Linked DNA regions of Homo sapiens: region 2 is linked to region 1. Evidence: read pairs that join two places in POLR2A ChIA-PET (ENCODE). Cell type or tissue: PC-3. All regions are shown on one strand. Each heading gives the region's core, and the rest is flanking DNA. Links, peaks and the distances in the headings are about the cores only. Region 1 overlaps RMEL3 (enriched in melanoma 3). Region 2 has its middle 25 kb from the start of RMEL3.

Region 1 (9,081 bases), core at 631-8,630:
AACTAAAACCATCCCCTGGCCATTTTTAGCTCCCCTACCAGTGGACAAACTGGCATAAAAGGAAATTACTATTGACATAAATAACTGATCCTGACAATAAAGAAGAAGTAAGTTTGCTGCTTCATTATGGAGACAAGAATGAATATGGATAAGGCCTAGAAAATCTCCTAGAGTACCACTTACATAACTATGTTCAGAGATAAAATTAACCAAAGATACTATAATTTCATATAGACAGAGCGCGAAGGCTCAAGTTCTTTGGTGGTGAAGGATCATCCCACCAGGTAAAGTAAGATCAACAGCTGAGTTGCCCCCCGAAGGTTTCCTTTGGGAAGAGAAAGTAATGAGTTCCAGATTCAAAATGTTGTTTCAGGGTCCAGAAAGACGTTGGTTGGTATACACCTGGCACAGCAAGAAGGTAGAGATAGAGGCTATAGTCCTCTTTTCTGCAACTCAAAAAGACATCTAGATAGAATTGTCTACTATGTAAAACAGCTGGGACTGGCAGACCAGAGGCAGAGAAGAAGACACCCCAAGTCAACCAGAAAGCAAACACAGCACTTATGTGGTGGAGTAAATCAACACATTCAAAATAACAGCATAAAGGTGCTGAGGTGGGGAGGGAGGCAGTATGTTTATCTTCATGACCATTGTTTCATTAATTGTGATTAATATGATCTGTGCTGAGAAGATTGAGAATACTAAAGAATAGTAAGCAATGTGTTTGTTCTCACCAGATTGCTCTGGATGAGAATACAAGACGTAAGTACGTTAAAAAATATAAATTAAAATGAAGACAACTGTACAAGTGATATTAGGAAGTACATAAAATTTCTAGTGATAAATTCCATGATTCAATGACCTCTGAGAAAGAATAACCAGCTTTGCTGGTGACTGCTGGAGCAGGGGCTGGTGCTCTTGTGTACACGTTTTATTTTCATGAAGCCATTCAGGGTCTCACGAAGGTGTTCTTTTTTTTAGAGATGGGTTATGTTGACCAGGCTGGTCTCCAACTCCTGGCCTCAAGTGATCTATTCCAGCCTCCCAAAGTGCTGGGAATACAGGCATGAGGCACTGCACCCGGCCTAATTAAGGTGGTTCTAACAGCTCCCGGAACACTAATGTGTGGTTATTTTTAGAGGACTGAGAAGCCTATTCCAAACAATTTTGCAGGGGGGATTAGGGCTGTGATAAATTGTAATGGACCCAAGAGAGGGCCAGTGTAATGACTTCTGGACTGGTAGTATCACAGAAGACTTCTATACGAGGTGAGTTACAATTTGAAGGGAATGTTGCAGTCCTCTTCATTCTGTGTGTAGCAGCTACATTTTTTATTAAATGGTAAAAACAAGGCGTTATCCAGATGAGAACCAGAGGCAGTTTAGAATCAGTAGACTATGTGGAGGCAGCAAAGCATAAAGAATATGGATTGCTGATGAAGCTGGATCAGGGAAGATCAAAATTGAAGTTCAGGATCCTTTCTTTTCAGACCCTAAACTTCTGAGGGGAGCAGATAACACTAGGCTAAGAGAAAGAAATTGCCACCAGCAATTTCTGGTGAAATTGAAAGCAGCAGCCCAAGAATTAATGTGATCCACAGCAGGGCAGCCTTGCACTTATTGGTATGCTCAAGAGAGAGATCAGGCTATGTGTGGGTAGCATGGAGCCAACTGTATATTATCTTTCAGGTAACTTGAGTGTTAAGGAGTGGCAGGAGGTCTTGCTCATTACAGTAAGAACCTACAGCATCATCAAACGATTAATGCTAGGTAAGTTGTTCAATGGGGCACATTTCCCAGGCTTTTAGATTGAAGACCTGTACCCAGAGAAGAATGACTGCGGCCTGAGAGTAACATGCTTCACGTGGATTTCCCTAGGCATGTGGAATAGAATTTCAGTTAAAAGTGAACATTTGCTTGGAACTTTTAAAGTTTCAACCACTCACATTGGTGGAATCTGTTCTCTTTGAAAATGTGAGAAATGTTTGCCATTTGAAATTTTTATTTCCAGACCCAGAAATATTAAGGTTTACAGCTTTAGGAAAGAAACACATGCTTTAAAATGTGATGAAATATCAAGCCATTCCAGGGAATATGCTTAAGTAACCTTATATGAATCCAACAAGACTTAAGAGTATAGATAACTTGGAGAAGTCAACCTCTTCCAAAGGAAAATCTGCAGCATTTCCACCAATTCTTTTAATATAAACCCATTACACATTGCCATAAATAGTATAATAAAATATAACATATGTAGCTATATTTGATTTATTCCAGGAAATAAAGGAAAATGGTATAAAGAAACACTCTTTACAGTATTTCTAGAGAGACTAATAGGACTACCTATTTAAAAATCCAAATCTAATAAAACTAAGAAATAATGAACTCTTCATTGCTAGGCTTCAATTTAAAGACAAAAGACACTGAGCACTTCAAATTGAGAAGAAAAACCAATTCCATGGAAATTATATAAAGTTGGTTGACACCATATAAAACTCTTGAGTTTTAGATAAAAGTGCTCAAGTCAGGTCAACATTATCTTTTTTAATTCTTCAAATACAGACAGTTCCAGGAAAAAACGATCTAGTCTTTGCTCCTGGATTTATTATGGAACTTTCACTTCTTATATTTGCCAAATGATTTGAATAATCTCATCACAATACTTTCTTGGAAATTACAGACAGGGACACATTATGTCGCTCAGTCAATATATGTGAGTCAGTATATACATCTGTCCAATCTACCAAGACATTCCATGTCCTTGGCTGGAATAATAAAATGACAACTGGAAAAGAGAATAATGAAATTGACTTCTGGTGGTTTCTCTAGTCCCCCACACGGGTGTACATACAAATATGATGCCCTGCAAAGAGTCCAGGATGAATTAGACCACAGGACTGATGAGTGCTGTGACACGAGGAACGGTCTTGAGCATCTGTGAGGTTACAGACTTAACTGTTTCTTCACAAATTAGATTGTATTACTTTATATAAAAGTTACTCCCTGAGGAAAATTTTCTTTTATTTTTTCAATTCTCTTTTGAATCACCTTACATTTTCCAACCAGCTAATGTGGTAAGTGGTTATGGGAGAGGAAATTTTAAAAAAATGAACAGAGCTATTGCTTCTTTCTTCTTTCTAAACTGTTCCCAGGATATCGATACTTCCACAACCTGGGTCCCAGAGACAGCATTGTCCACCGGTGGACTTGTCACTTTCTGACCTCCTTCCCCATCTCTGTTCCCTCTTCTTGGACATCCCTTCCCACCTCAGATATCACCTTCAGTCGGTCACTGCGTTTTCCACAATCACCACCAGTTCCAAAGCAATCATCCACTCCCATCAACTCAACCTTCATTTACTATCTTTTCCAATTCCTCCTCTTTAAAAAGAAAATATTTTGGAGCTGCTAAAAATTCCAGCTTTTTATGTTAAAATATCTAACTGACAAAGATTGTATATATTCAATGTATACAACATGATGACTTGATATAACTCCATTTGAAGTTGAAGCAGTAGACAATTGGTTTATTACAGAGTCCTGACTACTAGGCTACCCACAGAAACTTGTTTGGTTTTAGCTTAAAAGTTAGAATTTCAAAATATTACTTAAATAACCAAAATGTTTCCCAGGCTTAAACCAGCTTTGTGATTGCTTTGAAAAACTGGTCCTGCTTTGTGTTTATAGATGGAGCTGCTGAGACTTGAGTGTGTAGCATGTACTCTCCAGATCTGGTCTATTCTCACTAGTCATTACCAATTCTTTTTATCTTAAAAGAGGCCAATTGTCACATTATGGAGAAGGTCATGGTATTTCAAAAGAAGTGTAAGCTCATTTAAGAAATGCAGCTTGTAAAATTGCTTCTTTTTTTATAGCAATCAAATGGGTTATGCATATTCTTATGCATACAGATATTTAGCAGCTATTGAACACCTAATGATAACAGAGAGACATAGCCAATAATATATGTGCAATTCAACTGTTGCAGTCAGTACCTGATGCAAGAGGTAACTGGGTCCTCGGCAGGGTAAAGTGGGAGCAATGACCCACTTGTTAGCTGACTGCACAGAGGCTGCCTGTGTGTGTTTCTGGGGTTAACAGTCCTCAGTTTCATGAAGCTCCTGAGTTCCTTAATTCTTTTGTTGCAAATCCCCAAATAATAGAGTTGAAGTGATAACTCGCACAGTGAGGTGTATTCGTATCATAAAGGAATTTCATTTTGAAATCCTTATGGCCAAGCCTTCCTTCTTGCAGGAAAAGTATTTTGGATTCTCTCTGCAGGTGAGCATCCCATAGGAAAGTTAATAATAAGAAAGCCTGTAGCACAGCTGCAACATACATGAAATGCTTTGTGGAGGCTTGACTCAAGGCTCAGCAGGGCACGAAGTGATTCAAGGCAGAGAGTCGTGTGTAGTCAACTAATCAGCTTTCCCAGTCAAGGCAAGTCCCTCAGAAGCCACCAGCCTGGCCTGTCACCTGGGCCTCTGGCACAGACGCCTACCTGCCTGGTTCACTGGCACCTCCACAGGACAGAGGCTCTCTTCTCCACTAAAACATTACAGAGCACATTTGGACTTCTCAAAATCTAAGTCCAAAAACTGAGGCCACAGTGTGTGTTGCTGGGAATTGGGAAATGATATGAGCTCATCAGAAAAATAAAGATGGTACTGGTACTGGTACCAAAACAGAGATATAGACCAATGGAACAGAACAGAGCCCTCAGAAATAATGCCACATATCTACAACTATCTGCTCTTTGACAAACCTGACAAAAACAAGAAATGGGAAAAGGATTCCCTGTTTAATAAATGGTGCTGTGAAAACTGGCTAGCCATATGTAGAAAGCTGAAACTGGATCTCTTCCTTACACCTTATACAAAAATTAATTCAAGATGGATTAAAGACTTAAATGTTAGACCTAAAACCATAAAAACCCTACAAGAAATCCTAGGCAATACCATTCAGGATGTAGGCATGGGCAAGGACTTCATGTCTAAAACACCAAAAGCAATGGCAACAAAAGCCAAAATTGACAAATGGGATCTAATTAAACCCAAGAGCTTCTGCACAGCAAAAGAAACTACCATCAAAGTGAACAGGCAACCTACAGAATGGGAGAAAATTTTTGCAATCTACTCATCTGACAAAGGGCTAATATCCAGAATCTACAATGAACTCAAACAAATTTAAAAGAAAAAAACAAACAACCCCATCAACAAGTGGGCGAAGGAGATGAACAGACACTTCTCAAAAGAAGACATTTATGCAGCCAAAAGACACATGAAAAAATGCTCATCATCACTGTCCATCAGAGGAATGCAAATCAAAACCACAATGAAATACCATCTCACACCAGTTAGAATGGCGATCATTAAAAACTCAGGAAACAACAGGTGCTGGAGAGGATGTTAAGAAACAGGAACACTTTTACACTGTTGGTGGGACTGTAAACTAATTCAACCATTGTGGAAGTCAGTGTGTCGATTCCTCTGGGATCTAGAACTAGAAATAACATTTGACCAGCCATCCCATTACTGGGTATATACCCAAAGGATTGTAAATCATGCTGCTATAAAGACACATGCACATGTATGTTTATTGCGGCACTATTCACAATAGCAAAGACTTGGAACCAACCCAAATGTCCATCAATGATAGACTGTATTAAGAAAATGCGGCACATATACACCATGGAATACTATGCAGCCATGTAAAAGGATGAGTTCATGTCCTTTGTAGGGACATGGATGAAGCTGGAAACCATCATTCTTAGTAAACTATCGCAAGAACAAAAAACTAAACACCACATGTTCTCACTCATAGGTGGGAACTGAACAATGAGAACACATGGACATAGGAAGGGGAACATCACACACCAGGGCCTGTTGTGGGGTCAGGGGAAGGGGGAGGGATAGCATTAGGAGATATACCTAATGTAAATGACGAGTTAATGGGTGCAGCACACCAACATGGCACATGTATACATATGTAACAAACCTGCACGTTGTGCACATGTACCCTAAAACTTAAAGTATAATTTAAAAAAAGAAGAAAAATAAAGAAAAGCATCCCAAGAGCAGTGGAATGGAGGCTATGATTTCTTTTTTCTTTTTTGTTTGAATTAATAATTTCTAAAATATATTTTATCTTTACACTAAGACTATATTTTTTTAACTTTGATTTTGGGTTCAGAATTATATGTGCAGGTTTGTTATATAGGTAAACTCATGTCACGGGGATTTGGTGTACAGATTATTTCGTCAACCAGGTACTAAGCATAGCACAGTACATGATAGTTACTTTTCCTGATGCTCTCCCTCCTCCTACTATCCTCCCTCAAGCAGGCCCCAGTGTCTGTTGTTCCCCTCTTTGTGCCCATTCGTTCTCATCATTTAGCTCCCACTTATAAGTGAGAACATGTGTATTTGGTTTTCTGTTCCCACATTAGTTTGCCAGGTAGGCAAGAGGTAGTTAAGATATATGGCAAGGAGACCCCATGAGTTTCCTATTGCTCTTGCAATTACCACAATTTCTTGACTTAAAGCAACACAGGTATATTAGCTTACAGTTCTGGAGGTCAGGAATCTGAAAAGCATTCTACTGAGCCAAAAATCAAGGTGTCCACAAGTCTGTTTCTTCAGGAGGCTCTAGGTGAATCTGTTTCCTTGCCTTTTCTGCCTTCTAGAGGCCACCTGCATCCCTGGGTTCATGGCTGTCTTCTCCCTTCAAAGCCAGCAGTTACATCACTCCAACCTTTGCTTCAGCCCTCACATCTCCTCTGATTCTCCCACTTCCTCTCTCCCTTGTAAGAAACTTGTGATTACATTGAACCCACCTGAATAATCCCATTTCAACACCCTTAACTTAATCACACCTGAAAAATCCATTTTGCCAGGTAAGGTAACATATTCACAGGTTAGGATAATTGATATTTGGACCTCTTTTCTGGGGGAGTAGCATTATTCTGCCTCCCATGGGGGTGTTGTTTATTTCATTTGGAATCTCATGGATAAGCCTCAGATACTGTGAGAACCACATACAGACAGAAACACAAGCCTGAATAGTAGGACACATTATTGGTCACACCTGGGTGAGACATGGTGGACTCTTGGCTCATATGGCCTAGATTTCATTCCCCACCCCAGGTCCTATTCACTGTGTGATTTTGACCATGTAAATTTGTGTCCTCAGAACTCAGTTTTCTTATCTGCAAATTAAGTCTATTAACAGAACCTATTTTATAGGATTGCTGGGCTGATTCAATGAAATAATGTGTATGTGGTATTATGCACAGTAAGCATTAAATATTATTTATAATAGAATAGAATCATTATATATTATTTATTAATGATGGTCATAGTAAGCATTAAATAAATATTATTAATAAATAACATGTATATATGTATGCATATAAATAAATACATGTGATACATATAAATAAATGTGTATTATTTATTAAAGATGGTCATAAATATGCCCCAAGTAAACAGGAACCAGAAACCAGAGACAAAAAATAAAATACGCATCCCTAATATCTTTCTGCAGCTGCCACAGGTGATCGGGAGGAGATGGAGAGAGAAGAGAAATGTGCTGGCTCAGAGGCTGGCTTGGGGTTGCTGACCTCCATAAAGGATCAAATCCGAAGCAGCCAATACCCCTCTCACAAACAGGCCAAAGAGCCTCTGGGCAGGACCTTGTGCTTTAAAAGAACACCCAACTACAAACACCAAAGCACAAAGATTTTGTTTCCTTTTTTTTTCAGTCTCATAAGAAAGTTTTTTGAAAGTGTGATCATTGATTGAGTGCATGAAAACTAAAGAAAGACGAATGGGCCAATGAGCGCCCCCAGGCCAGATGGAGCTAGGGACTGTGAGCTCTGTGGCATGACTGTGCTGGATCGAAGGAAAGGAGGAATGAGAACCATGGCCTCTGCCCTTGCATTTGCCTAATGTTAAAAAAAAAAAAAAAAAAAAAAAGCAAATCATGTAGTATATGTGGACAGACTTACATCGCCAAATACCTGCATACCCTTTCTCTGTTTTATCTTCTGCTCCAGTGGTATCATCTTGGGAGGTGCTTAGAATTACTTGAAATCCCAGATTTTTTTTAATGAGGTATTTTGGAAGGAAATGCACCCTTCCCAGCTCTCAGGGAGCTTGACTTGGTCTGTGGTTCCCTTTCTGAGTTTGGATAGCTCCAGAGGCCAACCAGGAGTTCTGGGCACTGATCGCCTTCCCCCACCCCAGCAGAGTCGGACTACTGCTCAGCTCATGTGAGCAGCCTGGTCCCCAGTGAAACACTCTCCTTTAGCTTCTAGGGCACCAGCAGCTGGACCAATAGACTATAGGAATCTTAAGCAGGAAGCTGGCCAGGCTTTGGACACAGTTTGGTTTATAGTTGAAATATTTAGACATATAGTATGTGCACCTCCAGTTGTACTCTTGCCTTGGGAGCTGTAAATATGAGGGGCAGATCCATAAGCAGTATTTCCTCCTGCCATCATTAAAGGGTTGTTCGTGAACCAGATAGGTGGAATACATTAGTCTTCCTCTAAGCTCACAGAGACATAGACCTACCCGCAGAGATTTAAAGAGCAGGAGAAGTGGGCAGAGAGAACCCTGCTGGAGAAGAAACATCTTCCAAGTAAATTAAGGTGTCTTCAGGCCTAGAAATATAAAATATAGTTTCTCTGCAAATCAATTCCATGAATTCTATCTGAAGGTAAACAAAGACATATTCAGAGTTGAAACCACATCCCTTATGGTAAAGGAAATTGAAATTACATTAACAGAGAGAATGTCCACTTAAAAACTCTTCAAATCAAGTCCTCTTTTATGTCACATAGTCTTTATCAGAAAAAGGATGTAGGGGTCCAGGTCATTTCAGAAGGTATTTCAGGACAAGCATGTCTGATAAAGCCCTGGGACACCCAGCAGCCAGACTTCCTTGGGAATTCTCATCTGCTGCTCTCTCAAATCCCTGCCAATTCCTGTGCCTTGAGATCCAACCTTCCGCAGGGAGGCTGACCACGCACAGTTGATTGTCCTGAACAATCATCTCCAACATTTCTAGTGTAAGAGTT
Region 2 (9,081 bases), core at 333-8,332, 91 kb after region 1:
ACCACATTAAAAAGGACAAAAGAAAAAAGTAAAATTAATTTTATCAATATATTGTACTTAAACCAATATATCCAAAGGAGTATCATTTTAACATATAATCAATATAAAAATTATTGAGATGCTTTACTTTTTTTAGTACTAAGTCTTTGAAACAGTGTGTACTTTACAACTTCATCTTAATTTGGACTAATCACATTTCAAGCACTCAAAAGTTACATGTGCCCAGTGACTGTCATACAGAGCCTTGGATAAGGAAAAGATTGAATGGAAATTCAGTCATGTCAGCAAGGATTCTTTAGGTTGCCCATCTCAGAAATGCAATTTAAATTAGCCTGAGCAATTGCAGGTATCAATATCACTATCAGTCTTTCTTTGGCTATGCAGGCTCTTTTTTGATTCCATATGAATTTTAGGATTGTCTTTCTTGTTCTGTGAAGGATGATGGCGGTATTTTGTTGGAAAATGCATGGAATTTGTAGATTGCTTTTGGCAGTATGGTCATTTTCACAATATTGATTCTATCCATCTATGAGCATGGGATGTGTTTCCATTTGTTTTAGGATTTCTTTCAGCAGTGTTTTGCAGATTTCCTTGCAGAATTCTTTCACCTTCTTTGTTATGTATATTCCTAAGTATTTTTTTTTTTTTTTTTGCAGATATTGTAAAAGAGATTGAGTTCTTGATTTGATTCTCAAAAACAGCTTGGTCACTGTTTGCATATAGCAGAGCTACTAATTTGTGTACATTAATTTTGTATCCCAAAACTTTGCTGAACTCATTTATCAGTTCTAGGAGTTTTTTGGAGGAGTCTTTAGGGTTTCCTAGGTATATGATCATATCATCAGCAAACAGCAACAGTTTGACTTCCTCTTTACTGATTTAGGTGCCCTTTATTTCTTTCTCTTGTACGATTGATCCGGCCAGGACTTCCAGTGCTATGTTGAATAGAAGTGGTGAGAGTGGGCATCCTCGTCTTGTTCCAGTTCTCAGGGGGAATGCTTTCAACTTTTCCCCATTCAGTATTATCTTGGCTGTGGATTTGTCATAGATGGCTTTTATTACATTAAGTTATGTTCCTTCTATGCCAATTTTGCTGAGGGTTGTAATCATAAAGGGATGCTGGATTTTGTCAAATGCTTTTCCTGCATCTATTGAGATGATTATGTGATTTTTGTTTTTAATTCTGTTTATGTGGTGTATCACATTTATTGACTTGCGTATGTTAAACTATCCCTGCATCCCTGGTATGAAATCCACTTGATCATGGTGGATTATCTTTTTGATATGCCATTGGATTCAGTTAGCTAGTATTTTGTGAAGGATTTTTCCGGCTATATTCATCAGTGATATTGGTCTGTAGTTTTCTTTTTTTGTTATGTCCTTTCCTGGTTTTGGTATTAGAGTGATGCAGAGCTTAACTCAGATGTCACAGATTGCAGGTTTCTTTTAATGGGATGAGTTAATAAAGGTGACTTGGTGCACTCAATAAGTTTGCTATTGCTCTTGAGTTTATGTTTTCATTTTGATGTCATAATTTTCATTGTTAAAGAGTTTTTGGCTCTATTTTGGTGCCTTATTTCTAGCAGAAAAGTTTTTAAATGCCAGCTTTTTCTTTTAAAAAAAGCATAATAGCTATAAAATCTAAAATCAAACTAAGTAAAAAGAATAAATCTGAAGGCATCACATTACCTGACTTGAAACAATTCTATAAAGCCATAGTCACCAAAACAGCATGGTACTGGTATAAAAACAGGCACATAGACCAATGGAACAGAATAGAGAACCCAGAAATAAAGCCAAATACTTTCAGCCAACTGATCTTCAACAAAGCAAACAAAAACAACGTGGGAAAAGGACAACCTATTCAACAAATAGAGCTGGGATAATTGGCAAGCCACATGAAGAAGAATGAAACTGGATCCTTATGTCTTACCTTATACAAAAATCAACTCAAGATGGATCAAAGACTCAGTCTAAGACTTGAAACCATAAAAATTCTAGAAGATAACATCAGAAACACCCTCCTAGACATTGGCTTAGGCAAAAACTTCATGACCAAAAACCCAAAAGCAAGTGCAACAAAAACAATGATAAATAGGTGGGACTTAATTAAACTATATTGTTTCTGCACAGCAAAAGAAACAATCAGCAGAGTAAACAGACAACCCCCAGAATGGGAGAAAGTCTTCATAATCTGTACATTCAACAAAGGACTAATATCCAGAATCTACAACAAACTCAAACAAATTGGCAAGAAAAAAACAAACAACCCCATCAAAAAAAAAAATGAGCTAAGGACATGAATAGACAATTCTCAAAAGAAAATGAACAAATGGCCAACAAACATATGAAAAAATGGTCAAAATCACTAATGATCAGGGAAATGCAATTCAAAACCATAACGCGATATAAGCTTACTCCTGCAAGAATGGCCATAATCAAAAAATCAAAAAATAATAGATGTTGGCATGGATGCAGTGAAAAGGAAACACTTAGACTACTGGTGGGAATGTAAACTAGTACAACCACTATTGAAAACAGTGTGGGGATTCCTTAAAGAACTAAAAGTAGAACTACTACTTGATCCAGCAATCCCACTACTGGGCATCTACCCAGAGGAAAAGAAGTCATTATACAAAAAAGATACTTGTATATGCATGTTTATAGCAGCACAATTCGCAATTGCAAAAATATAGAACTAGCCCAAATGCCCATCAATCAATGAGTAGATAAAGAAATTGTGGTATATATGTATGATGGAATACTACTCAGCCATAAAAAGGAATAAAATAATGGCATTCGCAGCAACCTGGATGGAATTGGAGACCATTACTCTAAGTGAAGTAACTCAGGAATGGAAAACCAAGCATTGCATGTTCTCACTCATAAGTGGGAGCTAAGCTATGGGGATGCAAAGGCATAAGAATGATACATTGAACTTTGGGGACTTGGGAGAAAGGGTGGGAGGGAGGTGAGCAATAAAAGACTACACATTGGGTACTGTGTATACTGCTCTGGTGATGGGTGCACCAAAATCTCACAAATCACCACTAAAGAACTTACTCATGTAGCAAAACACCACCTGTTCCCTAAAAACCTATGAAAATAAAATAAAATAATATCACTATCAGATATCAGTATCTCTCTCTTTTCTGCTTCTTCCCCTTATCAGGTTTGTTCTCTCACTCAAACTTTCCTCACAAGCTAGAAGTACGGTTGCCAGAAGCTTCTGGACTTATATTACCCAACATCAACCCCAGAGCAGAAAGAGTTTTTCTCCATCAACTTCAATGTAAAAAACTCCCAGGGAAGATCTCTGATTAGCTCAGACTGGGTGCAACGTTCACTTTTGTGGGTAGGAGGGCAGGGTACTGCTTGGAATCCTGCACTGTGGTATGCATTATACACTGTGTTCCTGAGAGGCCGCATGAGAGTCTCATGGCTGGAGTGGAGAAGAGACTCATTTAAAAAAAAAAGAAAAAAAAGGCTGTGCATTTTCTATAAAAGGGGGAGAGGCATGCATACTAGGCCAAGAACACTGTGCCACTGTTTTTTAGAGAACAGGGTGGAGGGTTTCTCCCTACAAGATCAGCTCCCATTCAAGCATCCCTTCCCGGAGACCAATCAGGAAGTGCAGCACCATAAAAAACTCACTATTCCTGTTCACCCAGAAATAATAGCTGGAGGAAGATAAAACTTAGATCCAGGTTTCCCAACTGAGAATTCAGCTTTCTCTTCAATACATAGGTGATTTTCAATGGAAGTTTTATCATACTCTAAAAAGGTGTTCTCGATTGTCACAATGACTGGGGGTGCTATTGGAATTTAATGAGCAGGAGTCAGGGATGCTAACCCCTGAAAACTAAGAATTTTTCTGGGTCACCATGACTGTTGAATTAAAATGAAAAAAATCTGTTTCTAATTATCTGAGCCTAGAATCTAACTCTATTTTATATAAATATTTTTGTAATGTTTGCGTATACATTTAGTTTTCCAGGAATACAACTACCACATAAATCCAGGGAAGATTGTGCTTGCTTTTATTCCCAACTATACCAAAAATTATTCATTTCAGAAGATTATGTCACAAATAGCAACAACTTTCATAGTATTTGAGTCATGAAAATAGCACACATGTATTACTCTGCATTTTGTAGGGCTCACTCCACTGTTAATCTAAGTGCACATATGTATATGTGTATGTGCATGTGTGGGGACGGGGCATGCCAGGACAGCCAGTCACTTATGTAGATGCTTTGTGACCATTTTAAGAAGGCTCCAGTAGACAAAGTCCCAGGGGCCCACAGCTTTGAAAGAAAAGCAAGAGCTGCATCAACCACTGGTCCCTCTGCCAGGTGCCCTGATGCAGCACAGACTGCTTACCCGAACACAGATGCCTGGATAAGAAGGTGCCGTGTTTCTCTAGCCCTTATTACACACTGTCACATATATTTTTAAGTATCAACAATATCCAGTCGAATGTTGTCTGCTTCTCTGACAAGCGTATTCATTATGTGCCAACATCTGTTTCCTTCTATATGACTTCTAATACAGCTGTGCCTGAGCATTTACATCATTTTATTTTACAGTGGTTTCCTTTTGTTTCTTCTTTATATTACAACTAGACTATTAGATTAATTTTTAAATTATATGTGTTGAGAATCTATAACCTACAAATTTCATTTCAGGATAAAGGGGTCATTACAAAATATGTTTTAAAGGGTAGGCATTGACAGGGTTGAGAATCTCTAAACTACAGCAAGCTCAGGGGAGGTCCCTGGAGAGAGAGGCAGAAGAAGGAACCGGAACAAAAGAGAGGATAAGCTATGATGGAGGCAGAGAAGGACTGTATATGGGCAGAAGGAGAAAGCCAAGGAAGAAAGAGTCAGGGCAGGGCTGGGTGGGGAAGTCATCTACCCCAGCCTTCCACCTCTCCCCCTTCTCTCCCACTCTACAGCGCTGCTCCTCTTGTTCCTTTATCACCCCCAGCCTGAGGATGGCATGAGACACCCAGTGACAGCGTACCCCTGGCAAGAACATCTACAAGCAAGTATCTTCAAGATCCTAAACAAAGTTCCCACTGCCTCTACCTCTAGACTGCAAGATGATAACCATCCAGAGAGAATCAGAAGTCAGTGGCCAGATGCAAGAAACGAGAAGAAACCCCTACTGAAATATTATAGAGTAATTTCAAAAGATAATCATGAAGACTAAGTAGGAATAGTGACATGTGTTAGGCATGCCTGAAGTCACGCAGCATAAAATGATGCAAAATACTTCATTTTGTCTCCCATGTTGCAACAGTGTTTCTGAAAAATGCAAGATTTGGATTTAAAACTTGGTAAGGCAAGGACAGGATACTTTCAAAAAGCAAAAATAATTGCTGTCAGCCAGGTGTGGTGGCGAGTGCCTGTAGCCCCAGCTACTTGGGAGGCTGAGATGGGAGGATCACTTGAGCACAGGAGTTCAAGACCGCAGTGAGTGATGATTGCACCACTGCACTCCAGCCTGGGTAAGAGAGTAAAACACCATCTCTTTTTTAAAAATTCAAAAGATAAGAATAATTGCTATGATACTGTGGTAGGATTTGTATCATTTTTTTCTTTAATGTTTTTCTATTACAATTTAATATTTTCAAAGTAATCTGCTCATTTTGCCTTTCTTCTACTTCCCTTATCAAATCATTTCTTTATTACTGGACTTTCTAAAACTTCCAAATAAATTGGGTCTTTCTTCCATTTGATGGTCCTTTTCAATTTCCATACAAATAGATTCTTAAGAGCTTTACTGGGATGTTAGCAATTAGTATCAGTTGCATCAATATTTCAACCTCAAAATTGTTTCCCACAAATTTCTCTTAGAATGTTAACATCCGTCAAACTCCTCTGCCTAATATCAAAATAAGGCACTCAATTTTAATAAGAGGCGGCAGTAATGCTTTAACATAATAAAATCCTACAGAACACATACACCAGTTTTATGCATCTCGGGGGAGGGAAAATCACAGCTGAGTTTAATTTTTAACATATGTCTAGATGATAGTTAAATGTCTTAATCACATAAACAGGAATCATAGGAGAGTGTATTCAAGCTTGTGAAGGAGAGCTGGCAATGGCTGACTCACAGTATCTGCTCTCCCTTAATCCAAGAAGAAGCTAATATGTGGTTCTACTTTACTGACCATAGAAGATTAGACACATCTAACCTGATTCTCCCTGATTTCTCCACATCCATGAAAACTGTTGACCATTCTCTCCTTTTTAATATCCTTTCTTCTTTTGATTTTCACAAACTGTACTGTCCCAGTTTGCTTCAGGCTACTTCTTGCAGGCAAGAACAATTTCACTGTTCAGAAGGAGGAAACAGTGAGGGAACTACATCTCTAGTTGGAATTCTGATCAGTAAGAAATTGGGTGGCAAAATTGAACCTCTGACTGGTCATCATAACAACCTAGGAAGGGATTGCCAGGCAGGGTCAGATGTTTACCTCTGACTGAAGCAAATTAAATGTCACAGAATTCAGACAAAAGGGAACTTGTTCCCTTGGTCACAGACTCTAAAAACCGGTGAGGTTGACACTCCACGGATCCCTGCAGGGGATCTTCCACCCAGCTGGTCCACCACAGTTTGGTGTCTCTAGTACCCCCAATTACTCCATGCATTCCCCAATCTCCTTCCTGTCTTTCAGACTGAAAATCACATTCCCACACCTCCTGCATGCACGAATCCTATCTTTCTTCAAAGTCCAACTCAAGGTCTTTTTCTGTGAAGTTTCCACTGCCCACCACAGCCTGGGTGGTGGCTCCACCTCTGAACTTCCTATCTTTATTTTTGTATTTGGCACCTAACATAGGGTAGATTCACGTACTTCTCGGTTTTTGCACATGAGACAAAACTCCCAAACTGATCAGAAGCTCCTATAGCAGAAACTCTGCCTCCTCACTGTGTAGAATCCTCATACCCAAAAATAAGGGTCAATTGATGTCATAGTGATAACAATGGTGCTCACTGTCATTTCTCGACATCCCATTCTATGCCAGGTTAATTTGGAGTGAGATATGGAACCTGGGGTCTGTGTCTGTTCATTCCCCAGCCTCCCTTTCAGCCACAGGGTCAAACTTGGAGGAATTTGGTTTCTTAATCTTTAAGTGAGCCACAGATACAACATAGGTGTGGCTCACAGCTCAATGAGTAAGTCTTCATGAATGCTTTGAGTGCTTCTGATGAAAGATGCCACTTATTAATGCTGTTCCTCAGCGGATGTTGTCTTGCTCCTGGAATGTTTTGTGGAAAAACAAACAGACCAGCTAGGTTCTCCACCTATCTCACTGACCCTGCTAGAGTTCCCCTTGGACTTCATGCTGTTGACCTGCTATGTAAATAGGACCTAAACTCATTTCTACAGGTGGCTGGTTCCCCTTCCTCCTCTTCCTGCTCAAGACAGTTATCAGGCTCAAACAGAGAAAATCAATCCAAAAGGGAGAGTGGACCCATATTCCAGGGCCATTCGGTTAAACCCCCCCAAAAAAATCACACAAAGGCAGTTTCTAATTGTAAGGAACATTTTAACTGTGACTTATGGCCTAGAGTATCTTACCCCGCTAATAACACCAGATGCAGATGCTCCAGGACCCTCCAAGGGCCATCATGCCTGGGGGCCCAGGAACATTAGAACAGACTGGAACTTTTTAATCAAATTAAGAAAAATAATGTAAAACCTGAAACTATAATTTGCCACTCTGAAAATTTTCTTGGATAAATTTGTGAACCACCTTGAGCTTCAGGTCTTTGTTCTTTAAAAAGGAAGAGTCTAAGCACTTGTGAAAAGGGTGGCCAAAAATGGGTTTTAAAATGCCTTCTTTTGGTAAGCATTTTCCTCCTATCTACAGCTATCCTGTTGGATTGGGGATCATAGAAGCAATTCATCAGAGATGAGAATGATTCCCCCAGATTTGTTTAACAGATTCTCAATTAAACTAATAATACAAGTTTTAAAACTTTCAGACTTTTAGAAAATGCAGATAGATGTTTTCACTTGAAGAGTATTTTGAGCCCTAATTTGTTGTTTTCATTGTTGTGCATTAGCCACTCTTTGAGGGTGATATATATTGTCCCAGTGTTGTATTCTGTGTCTTATTTTGACTCCCCATTCATGATGATGCAAGGCTACTGTGTGGCCTGATGCTCTCTGGTTCCAGTGTTTAGGAGAGTTAACAGCTCATAAGCCAGGATTGGTGGCATGCACCAGTAATCCCAGCTACTCTGGAGGCTGAGGTGGGAAGATAACTTGAGCCCAGGAGTTTGAGGCTAGCCTGGACAGCATAGTGAGACCCTATATCTAAAAATAAATAAATAACCACATAGACCCTAAATAAATGTTAACAAACTGCCACTCATAAATTATTTGAAAATGAGAGCATCTTTTGAGTTCATATTTAGTAAATATAATATTCATATCTTACAGAATATTAGTTTTTATCATTCATGCAGCAAAAACTATTGAGTAGCTTGATATCCTGGATATGGGATTGGGTACTATTGCTCCCTTCAAGGAACTCACAGTCTGGTGAGAAAGACAACCAGTAAGCAAGCTTTGCACTACAAATGACATAAACAATGAATGTAAAAAAATAAAAATTAAAAAACAACCCACTAAGTGCTTAAAAGACACATCACATAAAAGATTTGAGAAGACGATCTGTCCCAATGGGGGACAGAGAAAAGTCAGGGAAGACTTCCATAGTTCAATGACTCCTGAATTGAGACTTTAAAATAAGTCATAGAAATAATAATAATAGTAATAATAGCCCAACTATGGACAAAGCATTTTCACATGTATCATCTCATTTGTCACGGTAACAATTCAGATAAGATCTCCATGTTACAGATGACAAAACTAAGTCTTTGAAAAGGCAAGACACTTGACAAGGATCACATGGTGAGTATGTGGTTCCTGTAAATGAAATCAATGAACTAGCCAGAGAAACATGAACTGGGGCACATCCAGATTTTCCTTAACTCATCCACCAAGTCCAGTTGAATCGAGCTCTTATTACTAGACGCATTTAAAAAAGAAAGAAG

Evidence for each region. ChIA-PET counts read pairs that join two places held together with the same protein. Peaks named below come from ENCODE experiments on the same cell type or tissue, not always from the same donor. Only the 100,000 strongest peaks of a DNase experiment are listed, where the experiment ranks them.
Region 2: POLR2A ChIA-PET joins it to region 1 with 12 read pairs; 4 of 35 experiments call an interaction of 5 or more read pairs at or near these places.

What each region holds. Positions count from the first base shown.
Region 1 is chr5:57,456,870-57,465,950 of GRCh38, reverse strand. All of the region lies in intron 1 of RMEL3 (enriched in melanoma 3), which reads right to left. Among named protein-coding and RNA genes, the nearest start is that of ACTBL2, 21 kb to the left of the region's middle. In PC-3, for the core only: no CTCF peak of the experiment used is centred there; no DNase peak of the experiment used is centred there.
Region 2 is chr5:57,365,129-57,374,209 of GRCh38, reverse strand. No RefSeq gene overlaps it. Among named protein-coding and RNA genes, the nearest start is that of RMEL3, 25 kb to the left of the region's middle. RefSeq lists an enhancer at 6,333-7,532. In PC-3, for the core only: no CTCF peak of the experiment used is centred there; a DNase peak (open chromatin) is centred at 7,239; H3K27ac peaks cover 2,024 bases.